Linked DNA regions of Mus musculus: all the other regions are linked to region 1. A link is a loop called in an ENCODE intact Hi-C map of the cell type or tissue named here. Cell type or tissue: heart. All regions are shown on one strand.

What was found. Peaks named below come from ENCODE experiments on the same cell type or tissue, not always from the same donor. Only the 100,000 strongest peaks of a DNase experiment are listed, where the experiment ranks them.
Region 2: it touches region 1 in a loop (2.0-fold over the local background); 8 of 42 quality-filtered maps call a loop at or near these places.
Region 3: a loop joins it to region 1, with 2.0 times the contacts of the local background. A loop is called at or near these places in 8 of 42 quality-filtered maps.

The regions. Positions count from the first base shown.
Region 1 is chr9:116,327,260-116,335,259 of GRCm38, forward strand. It overlaps D730003K21Rik (a long non-coding RNA gene), which reads left to right and starts at 64. Exons shown (of 4, transcript XR_871324.2): 1 at 64-386; 2 at 1,922-2,079. In heart, a CTCF peak has its summit at 3,741 (motif pointing left); a DNase peak (open chromatin) is centred at 1,162.
Region 2 is chr9:116,215,042-116,223,041 of GRCm38, forward strand. No RefSeq gene overlaps it. Among named protein-coding and RNA genes, the nearest start is that of Gm4668, 30 kb to the left of the region's middle. In heart, no CTCF peak of the experiment used is centred here; a DNase peak (open chromatin) is centred at 3,940.
Region 3 is chr9:116,379,853-116,387,852 of GRCm38, forward strand. No RefSeq gene overlaps it. Among named protein-coding and RNA genes, the nearest start is that of Gm31559, 9.0 kb to the right of the region's middle. In heart, CTCF peaks have their summits at 323 (motif pointing left) and 4,578 (motif pointing left); DNase peaks (open chromatin) are centred at 3,679, 4,199 and 4,569; H3K4me3 peaks cover 739 bases; H3K27ac peaks cover 1,130 bases.

The sequences.
Region 1 (8,000 bases):
GACTTGCCCAGTTCTTAGAAACAGAGATTTAGGCCTAGTCTCCTTAACTGCCAATGTGAAGCCTGTCATGGAATCAGCCTAGCTTCCATAGGCCTTCTCAGTACCTATCAGAGCGATTTGGAATTTCATGGTTCCAGGAAGTAGCTAAGTAAGTTCTGTATTCAGCTCTTGTTCTAACTGGCATAGAGTCCAAAGTGAGCAGGAGTATTAATCAAGGAGGAAGAGCCCGTGTAAATGTGGAAAAACTCCAGGATTGTGGCTTGGAGGTCACAAAAGTAAGTTGGAACTTCCAGGAACCTCTGCCTGATGCTTCCAACTTCAAACACACCACCGACTTGCAGGGAACGCTGGCACAGTTGATTATTTTCTAATGGACATCTACCCAGGTGAGGAGCTGGGGAACCTGAAGGAAGAGACCTGGTGAGGGACACAGAACTGTATGCTTGGCTTCTGCCCTCTGTCACAGGGAGACAGACATCAGCAGTTCCTGTGTGACCCACAGCAGCTGAGTAATGCGCTCTGAAATGTCCTATCTCAGTTGGTAAAGTGCTTGCAAACCCCTGGGTTCCAAGCTCTGCAAGGCACAAAGTGGGTATGGTATCGTATGCCAGCTATCACAGCACTTGTCAGGCAGAGGCAGGAGGACCAGGAGTTCAAGGTTTTCTATCTATTGCTATCTAGTGGGTTGGAGGCCAGTCTGAGCCACGTAAGATGCTACATACGAACAAACAAACAAATGGCAAATAGCTAATGTGGGCCTTCCATACCCTACCTTGTAGATTCTTTCTGCCCTGAGACTATGAAGAGATAGAATCCTGGTCCTCAGATGTCTCCCCTAGCTAAGTCAGCACAGAAAATGGACTATGTAAACTCCCTTTCCTGTAGAGCTGGTCTGAAGTAATCCGAGATGGTTTTTGTAAGACTTGGTAAAGTTCCTTCACCCTCTTTCCAGTACTGTCCTGGGGAGAGGGGGAGTCGGCCTTTATCCTTGGGAGATTGCACAGATTTAGAAACTGATCTTACACGGAGGACAAGAGAACAGCCTAAGAAGTCACCTCTTCTCTGCCTGGGGGTTTTCTCCCTCCTGCGGGGTGCTCAGAGGGCTTCTCCTGGAAGCCCTAGGACCAGCAGGCCTGGCTTCCTGCCTTTCTCTAACCAGGGTGGCAGGGGGCCTGCATCTGCCTCCCAGCAGCCTTCCTGTGTTGACAGCACCCTTTGTTCTTCCTTTCTCCCTAGGGAAGATGTTGGCTTGTCTGTTCTGGGCAACAGATTTGGGAAAAAACACACTTTTGTCTTTTAAAGGAATTTATCATTGTTCTTCTGAAGACTCAAAAGAAAAGTCACCTTACACTGATTTCAAAAGCAACAACAACAACAAAAACCAATTGAACACCCCCTCGCCCCCTTCAAAAACAACAGGAAGGCATGATTCAGGCCATGCATTTTAAAATTACTAAATCCACAAAAATGTGAATGTGTGTGTGTGTGTGTGTGTGTGTGTGATAACAATAATGAACAGGCAAAAGAAAATTGCAATGTTTCTCAATCTCTCCATTTTCTGACATACATGTCACCATCAGATTCTTTTTTTAAAAAAGTCTCTTAATTATGTGCATGTGTGTGCGTGTATGGCTTTTGCACATGTGCAGGTGCCAGTGGAGACAAGAAAGTGTCCAGTTTTCCTGAAGCTGGAGTTAGAGGCAGCTGTGAGTCTCCTGATGTTGGTGATAGGAACTGAACTCTAGTCCTTGGCAAGAGAAAAGAAACCCCTAGCCCCGAGCCATGCCATCTCTCTAGCCCTAGATTGCTTTCTTGGTCCTTTTATGCCAGCGACTTCAGAAAGTCTTGCTGTATATTCTTAAAAGGCCGTCTGGAAATTTGTAGAGTTGGGTAATAAACTTTACTGTGTACTTTACTACAGCCTGAACCCCAGAATAATCTTTACTCCATGGAGTGTGTATGTGTGTAAAGGGTCCCAGAGGCAAGATGGAGCCTACGACAACTTCCTGAGAACGAAGTTTTGAAAGCACATACTTGCACTTCCACGAAAATTTGTCACCAACACAGAGCCTTTGTCAGGTGGGTTCCTTTTATTCATGACAGGAAGGGGACTTCCCCTCAGTAATACAGTCATCTGTGGTTGCACATACCTCTCCCTGTCTTCCGGGTTCTTTTCTAGAGAGTCACAGGGAGGGTACGGTTATTAAGACCCTTCACTGATTATATATAGCATTGTTATGTTTTCTTTCAAAACTTCCACTATGTAGTGAGGTTTTTAACTGTAAGGTTGTATGTCTGTACCTGAGCAGGTTTTGTGTGTAGTGTCTTAGTGTCCATAATGATATTTTGTTGGGGCTAGAGAGATGGTCAGATCCATTTGGTCCCTGGTCATGTGGGGCTGTCACCTATCTTCTGTAACTCCAACTCCAGGGAATCCAATGTCTTTTTCTGGCATGTGTGTGTGTACAATTAAAAATAAAACAAAATTAATTTTGACCAAAAGTAATGATACTATCTGAAAATATTGGCTGATCTCAATGTTAAGTAAGCATTTACAAAACTATTTATCATGCAAAAGTACTTGTGTCTAATTTGGAATTAGAAATGAGTCATTAGAAAATTTCTGGAATTAGCTGGTAAGAGAAATCTGGAATTAACAACAATAACAACAAGATGAAGTATTCAAAGTAGGGACAGCCATAATGTATCTGAGCACCTGAGAGATACAGAGAATGCCTTCTCCAGGTTGTAGAATTGGAGAAAACTCTCCAGGTGAGTGAGTGGGTTGGGCTGTGGACCCATGAAAAGTGATAGGAGTGTAGACACCACTTCAAAGGCGCTTCACTCATGTTGGCCACCCCAAGGGCTTTGCTTTCCTGTCAACAGTGATGTCTTTACCATCTTGTCCTTGTTTATAACATGTTGGACTACTCAACAGGGTCTCTCTATTTTACCAAGTCGTGGAACAGAGTGAAGGACAGCAGAGATGGCCAGGATCCCATATGTAAAGGTGATGAAGAGTGAGCACTGGGTCTGTCATGTGCTTGCTCAGATTTTCCCATTTAACTTTCAGGAGCCATCTGTAGAAAAATAACATCATTATGTCCATTTGAAGGTTCAAGGGATCAGGACACATGGGCAACTCATAGTTAGTAGGTGATGGGAAAAGGCTTTAGATATTTGGATCTGGAGGCTGAGCTCAGCATATGAGATGACAGAGAGTCCTATTCAGCCATCTTATTCTGTCATTCTGTGGGAATAACAGAGACTTCTTTGTTCTTCTCTGGGTGCTGGATAGACTATGTTAGTGTAGACCAATCAGAAATGATTTCTGGCTACTCTGAGTGCACATGTGTCAACTGGTACACACCTGGGCATCACCATACTCAGAACCATTTCTTTCAACTTGTTGCTGTGCCTAAAAAATGTAATTCTTCCTCTCACTGTTTCCTTTAAAGCCTGCTGCTCTTTTCTTCCACCTTATATCAGCAATCGCTTGAGACCAGTAGCCTAGTTTTGTTTCAGGAGCCAGTAGTGGAGAAACAGGGAGTTGGGAGATGGGGTTTTGCCCTTTAGATCAAAAGGGAAGGGAACTATTTTTGTAGGGTGTGCTGCGGGGTGCAGGGTAGATCAGGAGAACAGAGTAGCAGTAGAATCGCGCAAGGCTGCTCTGGAGGTCTCCATTTTGAAGCATCTCTCTTTCCATTAGAGGGAGCCACACATATACAGTTTCCCAACATGCAAGTTCCACAATGCAAATGACAGTGCCCCCGACTGGTCAGTGCTCAGTCCTAAGTGTTTGTGGCTTTATCTTTGGGGGAATCCAGCGAATGCTGCTTGGCCACAGCTATCCCCCTGCCCCCATACCCCTGTTTGCAGTTCCTACACAAGGAAGTAGTTTCCTGTGTGAGGAGCTGTCCTGTGCCAGAATGAAGTAGGTGAAAGATTCATTCTTTTCCTTGTCTCTCAGCTATGGCCTTCCAGAGACAGCTTTTATTTTCCAACTGAAAAAAATAAAAAAATAAAAGAGCCATACAGCCTCAGTGGGCCACAGCTGTAATGAACACTTTTTTCTACTGTGCACGACTCTGTAGCCAGTAGGAGATTCTGGAGATGTTCTTTTGAAATAGTATTACCTACCTTTCTGAAGTTTTATTGTCTACAAGGGTGAACATCTTAAATATTATTTTTTTATGAGACAGCATTCTAGTCATTGTGGTTCCTGGACCCCATGAATATTAAGAAAAATTGTGAAATTTGTATTTGGTCATTCACATTCAAACCCTGACAGCAGTATTCATCACTGGATTAAATCTCACAGGGTGATGGAAATGTGGGTTGGTCTCATTCCAAACGTGTGTCTCTTCCACGAAACTATGATGCCATACTTTGGAAGAAACAAAGCACCATATTTTATAATAGCCCCAGAGCATTCACACAGGAAATAGGTTCTCTCTTTATTGAAACAAATCTTTGTTAATGATCCCAGAAAGATCCAACTCCACCTGAACTTAATGGATCCAGGCTTCAATCCCTCTCTTACTGAACAGCGTTGGCCACCGTGGCCTGTGCATCTGGTGACATATTTCACTTCCTCTGGCTTAACTTGCCTTCTTCTCTTCCCACGGGCAGAAAATTACCAGGATTAATACAGCCTTAGACCAGGTAATTGGGCGCGCTCAAGCCTTCCCAAAGGGTATAACACCTAACTGCATTTGCAAGGAGCCACCTGCAGGCATAAATTGTGAGCTTAACATGGCAAATGGTGAGGGACAGCCAAGTTTCTAACGCCATCCAGTTGTCTTGAGGCACTGAATTGTTCAACAGACTGTGGGTATGTTTGCAAGCTCTTGATTTATATTTATGAGCTTAGAAGTGTGGGAGAGACAGGGAGGGAAGCAGAGAGAAGCCAGCATACTCCTAGACTAACAGAATTACAACTCTGAGGGGACATCTTGAAAACAATCATAGTTGCATATACCTAACAAAGTATCCCGGTTTTAATTTCATCCTTAGACAGGTTCAAAACTAAGTAAGGGATTTGTGTCAAGGTAGCCATCGGATTCTCCTGTGCTGGTGAGCCAGGACTGACTTCCTGTATTACTCCCTAAGTTGGTCAGTCAAATGAAGCTTGATAGATATGAAATATGACAGAGTAAAGGAGCTGATGCAACCATTCATTTGTGTTGACTTTTCCTGTGATACCTTTTCGTTTTGTTTTGTTTTTGGTTGCCCAGGCTGACCTTAAATTTGCTCTGTAGCCAAGGCTGACCCTGACCTTCTGATCGCCTTGCCTCCACTTTCAAAGTGCACTGTCATGCCAGATTTATACAGTACTCAAGAGTAAACCCGGGGTTTCTCAAACACTAGACAAGCTCTCCACCAACTGAGCTACATCTCCAGCCCTACCCTGTGCTGAACTCTTTAAAAAGAAAAAAATGACTCACTTCCAAAGAAGAAAGTGAACTTTCACTATGTTCACATATACGGGCTAGAGTAGCCATGACATAGCCGAAGAGGCCACCAACCCTCACTTACTGCTAATCAATGGCAGCTGTTAACAGCTGCCTTAAAGGCTTGATCACCATGAATGACACTTGGGTCAAGGATATGGGCTTAATGCAGATACAATATAATTTGGGAATCTAGCTATGAGTCAGAATTGGCCACAAGAAAAGACTGTTTCCATCTAACCTGTGAGAGATTTTCCCTAGTAAGGTTTCTGGTTACACAAACCACTTGACTTCGTCTTCTCAATTTAAAGGAATGCAATTACTATACAGTATGTATTGAGAAGGGTGTGTGTGCATGCACATGTATGTGTGTGCACCCACATGTGTGCATGTGTGTGTGTGTGTATCTTCTGAGGCCAGAGTTCCTTGGATGTTGTTCCCTAGGCACCATCCATCATGTTTTATTTGTTTGTTTGTTTGTTTGTTTGTTTGTTTGTTTCTTGAGACAGTCTCTCAGTGGCCCGGAACTCATGAAGTAGACTCTCTGGCTGGCCAGTGATTCCCCTACCTCTGCCTCTACAGAGCTAGGATTACAGATGCAAGCCATCATGGTTTTTCTGTTTTTGTTTGTGTGTGTGTGTGAGCTTTGGAAATCAAACTTATCCAGGTCTTCAGGCTTACAAGGTGAGTCCTGTGCCCACTGAGCTGTCTTCCCAGCTAGTGAGAAGGTTTTTGTGAGGAATATTAGCTGTTGGGGGCCCCAGGACTACCTTCCATGGATTTGTTCCTTCATTTCCTACCCAACGAATGTGGTGGGTCTTACTGTCCTCTTGTCATCGGTTTACAAACTTGGCATTTTTTAAATTGATTTGCTATTTTATGTATTTATTTTTATTTTATGGAGACTTTGAGAATTAGTAGGCTTATTGACTGAATTCTATGGATAGTTCCCATCCAATCGCTATTAAAAATATGTCATTTATTATTTATTTTTAAATTTTATTTCTAGATGTGTCTGGAATTGCATGTGCGCAGGACTCCAAGGCTAGAAGATGGGGTCAGACCATCGAGAGCTGGAGTCACAGGCAATTGTGATCTGTCTGATGTGGATGCTGGGAACTGAACTCAAGTCCCCTAGAACTCTTAACCACCAACTCATCTCTTCACTCCCTCATCTATATCTTCCTTTCAAATGAAAAATGCCTTCCCAACAGCCTGTATTTCCCAGTGATCTCATTCAGGCCAAAAGTGGACCGTAGTGGCTGAGACCAAGCCTTTTCTCTGACTCAGTTTCCTGTGTTCTGGAAGAAAGTCCTTTTCCTAATTAACTGTTGTTCTTCTTTTGTTAAGACTCAAGTGGTGTTAAGGTAAACCCTCATGTTCTCCTGTAACAGCAGCTTGGCCCTTGCGATGAGTTGGAAGGACTCCCAGGGTGAGTTGTGTTCCCACAGATTCCCAGCAAATCCCAGTGCTCTCTGCTCACAGATGCAAACACAAACATACCTCCTCTCGCATGTAACAATAGCAGCTCCTTTCCCGAGGAGGGGGCTATCTGTGTTTGCGACACTGTATTTTACTAAAGAACAGGATGTCCTGGAAAGCCCACGTTCTTGAGACCTGCCTGTTCTGAGAACTCTTAAGGCTCCCATTGTGGGGCTCCTGCTCTCTCCTCTGACTGACTATTGCCTTGACCTGCTCTTTCTGCCTTTGAAACTCTCTTCTACTTAAAATACCCAAAGATTCATTCAATGGCTTGCAAATATAAGAGAGACACAAGTTTTCTAATGTGATTCTCAGGGGAGGATTTCTTAGGGAGAAAGAGTCTTTCTAACTGACAAAAGTTAGGCTGTTTCCATGTTTCCATCTCAGGTGGACTTTTGCCTCATGCTCGTCTTAATTGGGTTTATTTTTGGCTCTTGACTTTCATTTTGATGTTTATATGTCAGCTCTAGAATTTCTGGTTTTTATTACAGCTCATCTTCTTGACAACTCCACTTTCGGTTGTCCTCCCTCTCCCCTCCACTCTCTTTCTCCTTTATATGTCCCCCTTTTGGCCTCCCCTTCCTTTTCCTCTGTCTCTGTCTCCCTCTGGTCTCTGTTTCTCTGTCTCTGTCTGTTTCTGTCTCTATCTCTGTCTCCCTCTCCCCACTACCCCCCTCTCCATTTTGAGGCATAATATACTCTGTCATATCCCTTAATAGATTCGGATCCAAAGAACATTCCATGTGCATTTCTCACATGCTATTCTGTGGCTGATTTTACTTTGAGAAATTTTTAATAAGGTAACAGTAACTATTCTATGGCTAAAAGGCAAAGCCCAGTGCTGACGAAATGCTGCATTGGTAACAGGCTCGCTTTGCCAGTGTGAGGACCTGAGTTTGATCACAGAACCCACATAAAACATGCTGGGCACTAAAACCCATCACATTCTATGATTTAGAAAGCTTGACTAACATGCAAAGGGCCCAGGCTAGATCCCCATAAACCCCCAGAAAAAGAGCCACAACACGGTTGTGTAATCCTAGGGCAAGGCTGGTGGAGAATTCC
Region 2 (8,000 bases), 110 kb before region 1:
TAAAATGCAGTGTATTAGGTCTTCTCACTTCTTTCTTTTCTTGGGTCACTTCAAAGAGTTTGTAAGCATGCGATTCGCTATGAAAGCATCAACTTTTACCGAATTACATTTCTTTGTTATAGCAAATGTGTTGGGTCTTCCCTTCATAGCTTTCTCTGTTGAGAAGTCCATACTGATGCCTTGGGAGTATGGACTAACCCTTTCTTCAATCAATCAATCTATCTATCTATCTTTCTATCTATCTATCTATCTATCATTTATCATCTATCTATTTATCTATCATCTACCATCTTTCTATTTATCATCTATCTATCTATCTATCTATCTATCTATCTATCTATCTATCTATCATCTATTTATCTGTCATCTATTTATTTATCAACTATCCATCTATCTATCTATCTATCTATCATCTATCTATTTATCATCAATCTATCATCTATCTATCTACCTATCTATCTGTCATCTACCATCTTTCTATTTATCATCTATCTATCTATCTATCTATCTATCTAATCTATCTTTCATCAGTCATCTGTCTATCATCTCTCTCTTCTAATGCTGGGCTTATGTCTATGTTAATCATTTTCTTGAGAAACTCCAAGAAGAGAGAATGAACTGAAACACTTCCCTCCACCTCTCACTTTCTCACCTGTCCAGGAGCAGGTGACCTCCCTCAGGTGTCTTCTTAAGTCACTCTCTCCACCTTTTAGAAACAGGGCCTCCCACTGGGCCTGGGACTTGCTGTTTCAGGAGGCATTTCCTTGATCGGCCTGATTGCACCGCCAGCCGTGTGATTACAGGCTTAACTCCACACCTGGATTTCATACAGCTGCTGGGGCTTGAACTCCGGCTCTGTAGTTTTCTCAATAAGCAGGTTACTAATAATCCATAGCCTCGACCACTTCATCGTAATTGCCACCGTTGTCCCTGGAGTACTAGAAATGACCTTCACATGTGTCCACTTGAATATTCTCCTAGGCTCTCATTTTCCTATGAATTTCATTTAAAAAAATTTGGGCTACTGAGATGCCTTGGGAGGGGGTGGGGTAAGGACAATTGTCAGCACGCCTGACAACCTGAATTCAATTCCCCAGCACTACACAGTGGAAGAAGAGAGCCACCTCCTGAGAGTTGTTCCCTGACTCCCAGGCTCTGACATGTACGCTTGAGTATACACACATATGTACTTTTTATACTTTATGGCTATCTATCTTCGTGCATGTGTGTGTGTGTGTGTGTGTGTGTGTGTGTGTGTGTTTCCCTGGAGGTCAAAGGAAAGTTTCAGGTTCCCTAAAAGTGCAATTACAGGCAGTTGTGAGCTGCCCAACATGGATGCTGAAAAACCAACCTGGAATCCTTTGCTAGAGAAGCAAATGCTGTCAACCCCGGACACACCTCTCAGGCTCCATGGAACTCTTGATTTTCAGCTGGCGAAAGGCCTCAACCCTCCGCCTGTTGGAGTGAGAAGTTCCTTTCCCTTCCCTGTCTCCTTCCTGTTTTCTCTCTCTCTCTATCCTGACTCAAGACACACTTATGTAGGGTCAATTCTGCAGTAAACAGTGATATGGTTAACAAGCGAGCAGAAGAGGGTGGGCTACAGGCAGCAATCGGTGGCTTCATTCCCTAGGGTGATCGCTCTAAAATGTAGAATTACATTTTAAGTAAGAATTAATATCATATGAAGCACGTTGTAATCTTTAAAAAAAAAAAAACCTCTTAAAATCACATTTCCTTCCTGCTTACAACTGCCCGGTGAAGGCCAGCAGGGGCAGCATGCCTAAGTCACGGGTGATAGGTCTCTCAGGTGTTCCGTCTCCCTATTTGAAATGGGGAACTGAAGCTCAGAGCAAGAAAACAACTTCCCGGCCTCATTGTGAGCAAGCTTGGTGAAAAGACAGTAACAGAGCTGCTTTGAGGAATGTGGTTACATCAGCCATGCGTGGCGTTGACAGAACTTTAACAAGTGCCTCACCACATAGACAAGATGAACGCTCAACGAACAGATCTAGGTTATGGGTCTACTCACCATCTTATATTTTTTTCTGGAAATTCTCTCTGTTGTAAAGTCAGTTTTATCTACTTTTATAAACAGGTTGGCCATCTCAAAAATTGTGTGCCTCTGAACATTGTACACACACATAAATCTAATCATTGTATAAACCCGCATCCCATTTAAACCTTGCAGCACGGACGTGTCCTTACAAACTTCTGCATTCTGAGGACTTCTCAGTTCCTAAACGTGCTTCTCAGCTTTAACCCGACTGATGTGTTAGTTCGTTCTTACTAGACAATGAGCTTTTGTCTGGTAAAACTAGGTTTGAAGTAATGGTAGAAGGAACATACAGAGGCTGTCCACGAATCTACTGCCCCAGGCTTCAGATGTGGAATGGTTCAATGTAACTGGGATGGTTTGTGCATGCTCAGCCTAGGGAGTGGGCTTTAAGTCCCTCATCCTAGCTGCCTGGAAGTCAATATTCTGCTAGCAGCCTTCAGATGAAGATGTAGAACTCTCAGCTCCTCCTGCACCATGCCTTGATGATAATGGAATCAACCTCTGAAACTGTAAGCCAGCCCCAATTAAATGTTGTCCTTTATCAGAGTTGCCTTGGTCATGGTATCTATTCATAGCAGTAAAACTCTAACTAAGACAGTAACCAAAAAAAGCCACAGTAGAGTCTCTGCATTGAATGTGTCCCTGGCTCTTTCACTGAGTTATCAATGGAGCATGAGAGAACGGAGAGACCTTCAGAAACAAGACACAGGCACAGTCGGTAAACGTAGTATGAAGAGAGTGTAGTCTAAGGTACATTGGCATGGGTCAAATCTAACACTTATACAGTCAGCCCTTCACTGGAAAGTCACTATTAGGGCTAGAAAAATGGCTCGGGAGTGAAGAGCATTGACTACTTTTTCAGAGGACCCAGGTTCAATTCCCAGCATGCAAAATGGTGGTTTAAAGTCCAGTTCCTGGGGATTGAATATCCTCTTCTGACATCTATGGGCACCATGTACACAAATGTTACACAGACATGCATGAAAGTAAAACAGCTAGATACATATACAACATAAAACATTAAAACTTTAAAAAACAAAAAGGAGTCAATTTCACAGTGAGGGATATACTGCTTTCACAGAGGACCTGTGCTTGCCTTTCAGCACTTACATAGGTAGCTCACAACCACCTGTAACTCCAGCTCCAGGGAATCCGAGGCCTCCTTCTACTCCCTGGATATCTGAACACGTGTACACATACACACATACACACAAGAGATAATTTTATAAAAAAGAGTCAGTGTCATTTGTAGAAACAAACTCTACATTTTCTTTTGCTCTCTGTAATCTCAAGGACATCATGGCGATTGCTCCCCTGTGAGCCTAGCTTAGCACGTTGGAGCTGAGGCAGGAGCATCCCAAGTTGGAAGTCAGCTTCAGCTACTTTGGGAGTTGAAAATAAACTTAGACTACACAGCTGGATCCTGTCTCACCAAAACAATGAATGATAACCGAATAATTAAATAGTACAGAGAGTCTGAAACCAGCTCAGTTGGAGCCTGTGATGTCCTATATGATAAATCCTTGCCTCCTGTGACAACTTAATTTTTTGTTAGTTTGTTTCTGGATCAGAGTCTCACACTATATCCCAGGCTTGCCTCCAACTTCTGGTGATCACCCCACCTCAGATTCACAAAGTGCTGAGCTACCACACCCAACTTGCATTTCATTTTAATCTAACTAAACCAAACAAAATGTAGAATTCACTTCCTCGGCAGCATGAGCCAAATTCCACAGGCTCTGCAGATGCCTGTGGCTGGGGGCTGTCACCATGGATAGCAGAGGTGTGGAACGCTGCATCATCTTAAACCTGGCACTGGCACAAAGGGAAATACTTGGTGGGAAGGTAACCAGGCCAGGACAGGAGCCAGCCAAGCACTGAAAACAATCCAAAACTGCTTCAGATCTGCCCTGGGTAAGCACGCCCAAGACTCGGTGAGGCATGAACATCTGTGTCCCCCAGAGAATGGCAAGGATGGAGCACAATGCAGCTCAGGTTCTCTGATGAGGTCATTTCCTTCCCATCCCAGCCAGAGCTAACAAGGCTGGGCTGGGCTGGCCTCACTTTTACTTACAGGTCAATGTTTTAGTATTGCTATTTTGTGTGTATATATGGGTATGCATGGCTCTCTCTCTCTCTCTCTCTCTCTCTGTGTGTGTGTGTGTCTGTATGTCTGTGTGTCTGTCTGTGATGTGTGTGTATCTTTGTGTCACTGTGTGTGTGTGTGGGGGGGGTGCTTTCCTTAATTGCGTTCTCTCTCATATTTCAGACAGTTCTTTCACTGAGCCTTCAGCTAACCCTCCTCCAGGGTCTATTTGTCTCTGTTCCCAGAACTGGGCTCACAGACAGACACTGTTGCTCCTGGTCTTTAGGCCGGTGCTGCAGATTTGGTTTCAGGTCCTTAAGCTTGCACAGCAAGCTCTTTACCCCATGAATCATTTCTGCAGCCCCACCTTTTGACATGTTAACTCAGTCTACTTTATTTGCATATCAAGTTCCCAAATATTTAATTAAGTATATGAAATTACTGAAGCTCCAGGGGGATTTTCTTTTCTCCAAACTCTGAGCACACGTTAAGCTAATACTTGTCTTCTAACATGCCACAGGACTTTGGTTTTGAAACTTAAACAGTTTAATCATGTGACTTAAGGGAATGGAAAAACAGGTCACGGAATCCATGAGCCTTTCTTGAGTTTTGCTATTCTGGTACATTCTTAATTTTCATATGTGACAACCATTAATACTGCATTTAATTAAATCTCACTTCTGCTTCCCTTTCTGTGCTCAACATTAGTGATTTTAAAACCTGTTTAATTCATGTGCTCTGGCACCCAAAGGCAGGATCTTGCACGTAGAAGAAATGAAATCATCTGTTAGTTTTTAATACATTTAAGTTAAAATAATTTCCACATGTTCAAACTAGGCATGATCTCCCCCAACAGAACTCCATATGGCTGAAATCACACACACATAAACTTTTAAGTAACGGGAGAAATGGGGGATTTCAGCACGGCTCACGTGCAAATTAGCAGGTTTTGTGTGTTAGTTCTTTGCGTGTTGTTGTTATCAAAAGCCCAAGAGGACTCTATTTAAAGAAGGCGGGGTTTACTTTGGTGTAGTCTTTAGAAAATGCGGTCCACTGTGTCTGGGGAAGTCATGGCAGCAGGCAGGCCATGAAAGAGTATGGCTGCTTGTAGACATCTTGCTCAGTTAGTTCTCTCCGGAAATGGCCTCACAAACACCTAGTAATATGCCTGCTGTGGCAGAATTTCCCCTGTCCAATTACATTAAAATATTAGTGCAACAGGAGGCCTGTGATTGGACAAGGAAAAGGGAGGCGGAGCTAAGAGTTGCAGATAGAGAGCACAATTCAGGAGAGAGAGGAAGGAGCAAAATGGCAGACAGACAGGAAGAAGATCTTGATCCCACGTGGTTTTAAATAGCTTCAGGTAGTTATGAATATCATATAGGGATAGAATAATCAGGATAACTTGTTTGATCTAGGTGGACAACTTGTACCATTATCAATTGGCCCTGAAATTATTGTGTGGGCATCTTGTGAATTGAGAATTTATTGATATATAAATCTGACTGGTTAATTATAAGCTTCTAGAGTTTTGTTTTACGGGGTTACTGGAATGTGGGACTGCTGACCACAGGGTTTATGGATGAGAGAGTAAAGGCAGCACTGAGGCAGTGAACCAGAGCTGGGAAGACCGCAATCGGTCACTGTATGGGGCTAGCCGAGGAGGCAGCAGAATTGGAGGGCAAAGGGTAGCTGGATAGAGCATGGGGACTTGGCAGATTTTTAAAATATTTCATGCAATACCTGCCACATCATCTCTCTTAATTCAATCAGGTTGAACGCAGAAGCTGCTCATCACAGATAGACTGCCCCCCGAAAAGGCTCCAAATGAAAACTGCCATGAAAAAAGACATTGGTGACCAAGACTGACTGTAAAGGCAAAGATCAAAAACCTTTTGCTAGATACTGTCATGCTTTTTAAGTATTACCATAATGAGGGGATGACAAATCGTTTCTCTTGGGGGCAGGGAGCAGATTCTGAGTATCCTAGATTTACAAGCCACCCAGGGTTTTGGCGGGTGTGGAAACCACCGAACACAAGGCTGAATACATGCTGGAGTCCGATCTTCCTTGACAGACATAGGGTTGCATGTGGCCCTTTGGCCAGCAGGTCCAGTTTGATCTGCATTGATCCTGCTGAGGGTTGACATTCACTGCCATCCTAAATGGACAAGGAATCGCGTGTGTGAGCAAGGCAGCTCTTCCTCATCTCCCCCACATCATAGCATCCTGCAGTCTCCAAGGCAACGGTGGATATTAATAATGACTTCTCTCAGGCCATTCTTCTTGTCAAGTACTGTAACTAGCAATGTAGGTAAGTCTGTGAGTCAGGGCACAACCTGGAGAGTAAAGCTACATCATTTTCTAGGTCCAAGAATTTTCTAAAGGTAACTCCTTCAATCCTTCAAGCAATTCTTTAGCACAGTAACTTTACAGAAAGAGAGACTGAGGGACAGAAACACTATGCGGAGGATCGCCTGTTGCCTCTTAGTAATCATTAGGGCCAGGGTTTCACCCAACACAACATGAGGTCAGATAGTTCTCAATGGCCACGCTCCATATTACTCACTGTCACTGTGCAAATAATTGCCTAGGTTTAAATAGTTTTTATCACATTTTTTATTTGTGTGTCAGTGTGTGTATGTATGGGGGGCGGTGTATATATGCCACAGCACATGTCTAGAGGTCAGAGGACAACTTTCAGGAGCTGGCTGTCCCCTTCAACCCTGTGGGTTTAGGGTATCCAAGTCAGATTATCAATCTTAGCAACGGAAGCCGTTATCCACTGAGCCCCCAGCTAGTTCTTCTGAGTCAGGGTCTTTAACAGCTCCACGGGTTCCTCGCAGCTCCATTTTTCCTGTTATTAAAGGCAGTGGCTAGTGTTGTTAGCATGCTGCCAGGGCTGTTTCAGGAACCCGGTGGGGGCTGCTTTAAGACTTGCTCCCCCCCTCCTAGGTCGTGAGAAGTGTGAGCTCATTACAGCTGACTCAGAGGCCATGTACAGTGCGGGGAAGTGGCCAACACCAATTCCCTTCCTTTCTCCGAGGTAATTTCTGCTCAGGAATGCCCAGCTCTACACAGCACGGTAACTCCAAACCTCTGAAGCGTCTCGGTTTGACCGTTACCTTCCCCAGGTGAACGGGACCATGACCACATTTGTTAGGAGTCCCCTTGCCCCATAGCATCACAGGAATGCCAACTGAGCAAGGAGAATTTGTTCTGTTTAAATGCCTAAGAGTACCAGACAGACTGACATCCAGCCCTGGAGTTTTGAAGCCCATATATATATATATATATATATAACATATTTGAAGCCCATATATAAAATACAACATATATGTGATATATGTGTGTGTGTGTGTGTGTGTGTGTGTGTGTGTGTGTGTGTGTGTGTATTTCTTGCCTGAGTATTCATAAGTAAGCAAGATGAAGGGCAAAAAGAAGGGAGTAACTGCTGTGGGGCATTTTTCTGAACCTGCCCCCTTCCCCACCCCCAAGATTCTTTGGGCATATATATGCAAGTCTTTGGACGTTCATTTTTCCATCGTCCTCTGATACAAGGTCACAGAATGATATTGGCTCAGTCTATAGCTGATGGCTGTCAAGCATTAACTTTGCTCTCAGAACTTGTGATTCTAGGTGGCAGGTGTAGGGGCACATGACTACACAGTCTCAGTCCGGGGTACGCATGCTTGCTGAGGCATGGGGATCTGGAGATCTGGAGTGTAAGGCCAGACCAGTCTGAGAAACACAGTGAGGCATGGCTTAAAAACAACAACAACAACAACACCAAAACAAACAAACAAACAAACAAACAAACGCCACCCCCTGGAAAAAAAACCCAATTTGAAAACAAAC
Region 3 (8,000 bases), 53 kb after region 1:
TATACACATAAAAATTAAAATTAAAATAGTCAGACAGGCGACCTGCCACTGCCTCTCTTCCAGCTACTGGTTGACAAACAGGTCTGCCTCACATCAGAGAATAAGAGCTGAAGGTCAGGATGGGAGGATAGCCATGCAAGAAAAACAGTTCCAATGCAAGCCTTAATGCAGAGGAGTAAATAAAGTAGGTACTTATAGGCCTGAAAGGATGGGTGAGCAGTCAAGGGCACTGGAAGCCCTTGCAGGGATGGGACAGCAGCACTCAATCTTTGATGGCCTGTAACTCCATCCCCAGGGGAACCAATGCCCTCTTCTGGTCTCCTCAGACACCTGCACACACATTTTCTTACAGTCACACATACACAACAACAACAACAACAAAATATCAAAAAACATAACTGGATTTTTTTTTTAAGTTTCATTGTTGACTACATTGGAGGCTAAATTTTACCCATCCTCAGTCTATGTGGAACATCCTTGCAACACCAGTTAGTGGAACATGAAGACTCAAGGGAGAAGGGAACTCATGTTTGTTTGTTTGTTTGTTTTCCTCCTAAGTTGGCATCTGGGTTGATCTTTGAACTCTCTCTCCTTCCCCTGCTTGCCGTGTGGGACTGAGCAACTGCTAGACCCTTGGACTTCCATTCACAGCTGCTGCTGACCATTGTTGGGAGTTGGACTTCAGACTGTAAGCCATCAGCAAATTCCTTTACTATATAGAGACTACCCATAAGTCCCGTGACTCTAGAGAACCCTGACTAATACAGAGGTCCTGGTCATATAAGAACTTCAACATTTAAAACATACGCATTTGGGACTGTTTTCTTCAGGGTCTGTGATTTTACAACCTTGATATATGGCTTGTGTTTGCTTTTCAGGCCACATTTGCATTCTGGTGTTAAGGTCTTCATTCACATGCTAGCAGCCACACCATGCACAACGTGACTGTGAGCTTGTTGCCAAGGTCTGACTTCATGTTCCTCCCTTTCTTCCTTTAGCTGAAAAAAAAATGCATTATTCTCCTCCATTCAAGAATTACTTCAGAAACAATAATCAAGCAGGCAACTTGAGGTTTTTAAAAAACTGACAAGCTGTTAATTCTTCGGTGTTTTTTTTAAAATACAAAAGAAACCGAGAGTCTGCTTTACTATTGGTTTTCCTAAAAAAAATTCTAAAAGGTATTTTTTTAACTTTATTTTATATGCATTGGTATGCAGGTGTCAGAGCCCCTGGAACTGGAGCTACAGACAGTTGTGAGCTGCCATGTGGGTGCTGGGAATTGAACCCCAGTCCTCTGTAAGCGCAGCTTGTGCTCTTAACCACGGAACCATCTCTCTAGCCCTCTTAAAAATTATAAAAAGAAAAAATAATCAACCATAACCGTAATTTCTATGAACATTTTGAAAATAATCCCAAATCTGTTTGTATTTACATATATTGGCATAAATAAAATCAGATAAGACATATCATTATATCTATATCTATACATCTTTTACACACTTAAGAAAAACATTTTCTGAGCTGGCAAAATGTCTCAGTGGTTAAGGGTGCTTCCAGTAGACTAGAGTTCTGCTCCCAGCACCCACAGCTATTAGGGAACTCACAACTGCCTGTATCTCCAGCTGCAGGAGAGCTGATTTCCTCTTTGGCCTCTAAAGATGCCTATATACACATGAACATATCCCCACACAACACACATGTATGCACATGACTAAGAGTAAAACAGATCTTTAAAATGTTATTATCATTACTTGTGGTGTGTGTGTGTATACATGTGTGTCACAGTGTGTGTGTGTGCGCCACAGTGCGTGCGAAGGTTCAGAGGACAACTTCACAGAGTCACTTCTCCTTCTACCTTTCCTTGGATCCAGAGAGCACACTCAGGTCATCAGCCTTGTGTGGCATGTGCTTTTACCTGGAGCGATCTACACAGACTGTGGCTAAACTTCCTGTCCTATTCAATTAATTAAATTAACCCTAAAATGAAGAAATGTGATAATTCTTCCAAATATGGTTATTTAATGGCTGAAAACAATAATCCATTACTGTCCTCATAAAAAAATTCTTGTTTATGTGTTTTTCATTTGTTTGAAAATTTACTTATTGAGATAGGCTCTCACTAGGTAGCCTGGGCTGGCCTGGAAGTCAGATGTCGATGAGTCTGACCTTATTCACAAAGATCTACCCATCTTTGTGCCTCTTAAATGCTGTCATTAAAAAGGTATGCACCATCACCCCCAGATAGATCTTACTTTTTAATTATTAATGTATGAATTTGCTTGTGTATATGCTCATTTGTGCATGTCAGTGACGTTGCTATAGGAGGCAGGTTCCCTGGAGCTGGGGTTGTATACAGGTGGTTGTGAGCTGCCCAATGTGTGCACTGGGGAACAAACTTGGGTCATCAGTAAGAACAGTAAGTGTCCTTAACTGCTGAGCCGTTTTCCCACCCCCACCCGGAGCCCAGCGAATTACTGGTCTTCTTGCTCTGACAAATTACTTGATAGAAGAAACTTAACGAAGGGAGGAAGGGTTTATTTTGGTTCACAGGGAAAGCATGGCCATAGGGGCTTGAGGTAGATTCCAGTCAGGCAGCAGGGAGAGATGAATTCTTCTGCCCAGTTCAAGTTCTCTTTTTCTTCAGTCTAGGCTTTCAGCCCATGGGACAGTGCCATCCTTACTCATGGCAGGTCTTTCCGACTCAGCTAAACCTCTCTGGAAACTTCCTCACAGACACGCCAAGAGGTATGTCTCCTAGGTGATTCCAAACCCTGTTAGGTTGACTGTCAACATCTTCCATCACACCTGTGCACCATATTTCTTTGTAGACTCTTCATCTCCTGACACAATGCCCTTCAAAAGGTACATCCCACTGGAAGGTGTGGGATCTTTAAAGAGGAGGCCAGAGAAGCTCTGCTATTCTGTGAACAACTATAAGGAGAGAAAACTGTAAGGAAAGAAGGGCTGCAAGACCAGCACTTGGATCTGGCAGGGACAGAGCAGTGATGTCTGGTATGATTGTTAGAGCATTCACAGGGCAGGGCTCAAGCAAGGACAATGGAAGGAACCACAGCAGGAGGAGAGCCACCACACTGATAAGGCACAAAATCACAAGGGATGCAGAGCAGCCTTGTGAGTCTCAGTAGCTCTTGGGTGGGACATGTGGCATATCTGTTGGATCTTAAAAATGGTTTTAAATGTTGGGCTAATATTGTGAACCTTAACAGGTAGGATCCCTGGTATGTCCCCGAGAAGAGAATTGTGTGAGTAATCTTGGGTTTAAGAGAGCCTTTTTTGGGGGGTAGTGAATTTGTTTGTTTATTATTGAGGCTGTCCAAGGGGGGCCTTGATCTTGATATGTATTAGATTATTCCTTATGATCTTCAGGCTGCCACCTCCTCCACCCCTTCTGGCTTCTCCATCTTCCGAGCTCTGGGATCATAGACACATGTGTCAGTGTGTCAGGTTTTTGTGGTGTCTCCATTGCTCTGCAACTTAGCCCCTTACTTAAGACAAGGATTCTTAGGGGGTGACCCCAGAGCTGCAATGTCAGCATCATCTTGGGAGTTCCTTTGCTATGCAAATTCCTGGGCCACGTTCCAGCCCAGAAATACACTCAATCAGAAACACAGCGGACCGTTTTCAATGAGCCTCCAGGTGATGGTGGTTGGCATGCACACTCACGGACTGTGGACTGGAAGAGGAGAGCGGCATGCCTTTCCCATGAGTCACCTGATAGGACTTGGATTTATTGCTTTCAGGTGTTTTAAGTCGAGGGTAATTCAGCCAGCGGCATGTTAACACATTGCCCACAGCATAAAGAGAGAGTAAAATTTATCCCTCCACCCGAAGCTCATACTAAAGTGGTCTCCTCCTTCTTTGTTGCATTCCATGCAAGTGATACAAAACACACGCTGACCTCAACTATTTTCTAAGAAATTTGATAGGGGAAAACAACAAACCCGGGGACTCCACCTCTCCCTAGACGCTGCCGCTGTTTCTAACTGGCTTGAGCACTTGTGCCTGGCTGCTTGTGCTCTGGAGGTATCTGATGTCTCCGTGCCAGTGTAGCCCCCAGAAACACCAGCTCGGCTTCGGCTTTCCGCAGGGCTGTCTCGCAGAGAGTTCTTGATGGGGTATGCCTGAGATGCTGGCGAGAGTCTAACACAGGAATGCTGGCTCTGCTGGCTCTGCTGGCTCTGTTGTTCACACTGGCCAGGCTTGGCAGGACACCTTTCTTTAGGTTCTGCTGAATTACTTTTCTCACTCTGGTCGAAAAGCAGCTTAAAGGAGAACCAGTTTATTTTGCTTCATGGCTTAAGGGGTGGGGATGGGGGTGGGGGTAGGGGTACGGCTGGGAGTGGGGAACAGTCCTTCCAGATGGCGAATACAAGAAGGCAGGATCTTGAGGGAGCTGGTTCTTAGGAATGGTCCCTTCTCTGTTAGGGAGCAGAGAATGAAGTGAGACCGGAAATGCTTTCATAAAACCTCAAGGCCAGCCTACAGTAACCCACTTCCTCCAGTGAGGCTTCACCACCTACAAGGTTCCACAACCCTCCCTAACAGCGCCACCAGCTGGGGCCGTGTTCAAACACAGGAGCCTAAGAGATGTGTCTCATTCAAATCATCACAAGCTCTAAATTGTGCTCACAGTGCGCCAGCCGGGGCTCTACGGCCTGGTGCCTCAGAGTCTTGATATAGAAGGCACGCTATTGTAGCATTGCCAGGGCTAAGCCAGTGCCTCTACTCCCCGGAGGGGTCATTCGACACTCTAGTCTCGGGAAAATCACTATCCCCGTGAGTGAGCTCTGCTTTTCCAACACATTATTTTGTTTCATAGACGACTTATGAATACAATCAAACACCCCTAGTACCTGAAAGAACGCATAAGTCATAAATAACTTCCTTTGTGTTCTTTGCCGAGAAATACCACCTAGCTTCCTCAATCCCACAGAGGTGGGCCACGCATTCCTTACTGGCCATCTGGAACAGTGGAAACCTTCAGACTGTGGAGAAGTCAGCCACACCCACATTTCCAAACACGTCGTTAGACCCCAAAGCAGAAGGCTCGTGATTACACCCCACAATCAGCTCTGAGGCTCTGAACAGACCACCCATCTCTCGCTACACATGGTGGTAACTGCTGTGGGTGTTACTTAGCTCTTCCAACATGGAAGTATATTATATATACTAGATAATACAGTATAATATAGAAAATATTCCATGTAGAGCTATTGTGGGTTTGTAAAATGAGTTACATTATAGATCAAGGATTGTGAACTCCAGTATTAAGTTGGTTTTCTATTTCTATTAAAAAAAAAAAAGGAAGGAAGGAAGGAAGAAAGAAAGAAAGAAAGAAAGAAAGAAAGTCTAAGTAAAAGACCAGTAAGATTGCCCAATGAACAAAAGTGCTTGCTGCCAAGACTGATGGCCTAAGTTTGGTCTCCCAACTCTCAAAGTTGCCTTCTGACCTCCACTCATAGTCTGTGGACACACACACACACACACACACACACACACACACACACTTCACTTCCTTCTTGTTAGGAGCTCACAAGGCATCTATCTGATATGTACCCCAAAATCGTGGCAACCATCATTCTAGAGCTCCAGGTCCCGTATGAGATCTCTGCCACACAGAGAGACAGATCTTTGGGGACAGGAAGCCAAGATTAAACCTCTGTCCTCTGTAAGAACCAAAGAGCCTTGATTAGCTTGCAGGTGGAGAGCTGGAAGACTGCTGGAGTTTACATTAGGCGAAAACTCACAGTGCATAAAAGAGCAGTGACAATTTCTCTACTCCTCAAGGACCAGGGTCTGTTACTATATAATTTTTCTTTTATCAGAAAAGCTCCTGGCTGCAGGCTACGCACCCTGATACTCCATGATAGCCCCGAGATTACTCCATGGCTCCCTGGGAGTGCTTCAGCCACTTCTGGGCGTTCAGTGGCACATATCTCATTTGGGGGCTGTGCTAGACTGTTGTTTCTGAGGTTTCTGAGGTACTGTCTTGCTCAGGAAAAGAAGAAACAGTTACCTTAAGTACAAGGAAGGGCCCTGAGGATTTATTCACAAAGAGGTGCAGGGGTCAAGGCACAGCTTGGTGTGTGTGTGGGGGGGGGGGTGTCATTTTTTCCTTTCAAACTTTCTATTGCCAGTGACTTTTAAAATGCCAGTTCTGTGCTGAACTATGGACAGGCTATATCAAGATGAGCCAATCTAAAGTTGCTGGCAGGAGAATGCAGAATGGAAGCAATTAAAATGACTTATCTGGTCTCATCTAACTGGTTATCAACAAAGCAATTGGACAATTGGACACAGCATTGATTTCCAATAGATCATTTTTCTTAGGAATAGTGAACACCATCCATTGTTACGCAGCACAGGGCATGATGGGAGAGCCTTAATTTCACAAGCATCTACTTGACATTGAACATTCAATTTAAATGTTTATATCAACAGAGAAGTTCTAATGAAATCCTTCAAGCAGTAGGTTGCTTGCCCACCCCACTTACTGTCACCCTGGTGCAAAGGGACATTAACACGCCCTCCCTCTTTCCTGATGGGGTACACATGCAATTGTAAAAAAGCTGGGCATGGTGGCCCACACCTTTAATCCCAGCACTCAGGAGGAAGAGGCAGGTGGATTTCTGAGTTCAAGGACAGCCTGGTCTACAAAGTGAGTTCCAGGACAGCCAGGGCTACACAGAGAAACCCTGTCTCGAAAAACAAAACAAAACAAAACAAAACAAAACAAAACATGCATTTTTTTCCTTTTCAAGAGGTAAATATGAACAGATTTCTCTTCAGACCCACAGAATAAGAAATACCCTGATCTGTGTCCCTTTAGGGGCTTGATCCACGAGACTTTCGAAGGTTACTGTGTGCTGACATCTGGTTGAAAGGAGAGAGTATTGCGTCTATCAGTTTCTAGTAGAGTGCTTCTGAAACGTGAGCCTGAAGCACGGGTCTTGTTTAAAGGCCATACTCTGGAGTCTGCTGTGAAGCCTGCGATGCTGCCTAGGGACAGGTACAGGGGCTCCTGGGGACAGGTACAGGGGCTCCTGCTGCCACCGAGGTCACATTCACTCCTTTGTTTACAGACAAGGTTTCACTGAGGTCTGGGAAGGTCTCAAACTTTCTCTGTAGCCTTGAATTTACAATCCTACTTCCTTTGTGCCGTCCCCAGTGTTGGCATTAGAGGCATATGCCACCACATCTAACTGGACTGGTTAGTTATCGTCAGTTGGACACACACTTTGAGCCACTTGGGAAGAGGGAAACTCAACAGAGGAATTGCCTCCATCAGATTGGCCCATGGACACGTGGGAGGCAGGGAGCTTTCCTCAGATGATGATTGATGTGGGAGGGCCCAGCTTCCCAGTAGTGGTGCCACTCCTGGGCAAGTGGTCCTAGGTTCTACAGGAAAGCAGGATGAGCAAGCCATAGGCAGAGCAGTAGGAAACACTCCTCCATGACCTCTGCTTTGGACCTGCCTCCAGCTTCCTGCTTTGAGTTCCTGCCTGACTCTTCCTCCTCGGGTTGCTTTTTTGCTCAAGGTGTTTTCACAGCAACAGAAAGCAATTAAGACATCAGCTATGGACTTCATTTGAAGTTCTAAGGACCCAGAAGATGTGCAAATGAAGGCAGAGAAAGAGAAGACCTACAGGCCAGAGCTACAAGCAGCTGTGATCTGCTTCCACTCACTAAGTAAATAATACTAAGAAAGAAAAATTCTAGAACCATTTTGAGAATTAGTTTTCTCACAAGTAAATGCAACAATTTTTATGATGCTTTTTCCAAGCAAGTGGCAAAATATATAGACAGGAGTTCTTCAAAAGCAGTTGCAGATATATTCCTATGGTGTGTTCCACCAAGCTTTGAAGAAAGGTGCTTTACAGTTTCACAGCACTGGGGAAAACTCCTCAATAAAAGTCAGGGATCCATTTCTTTCCATATCGGGAAACTGCTGGGCTTGCCTTTGGGGTTTTTGGTAGTCA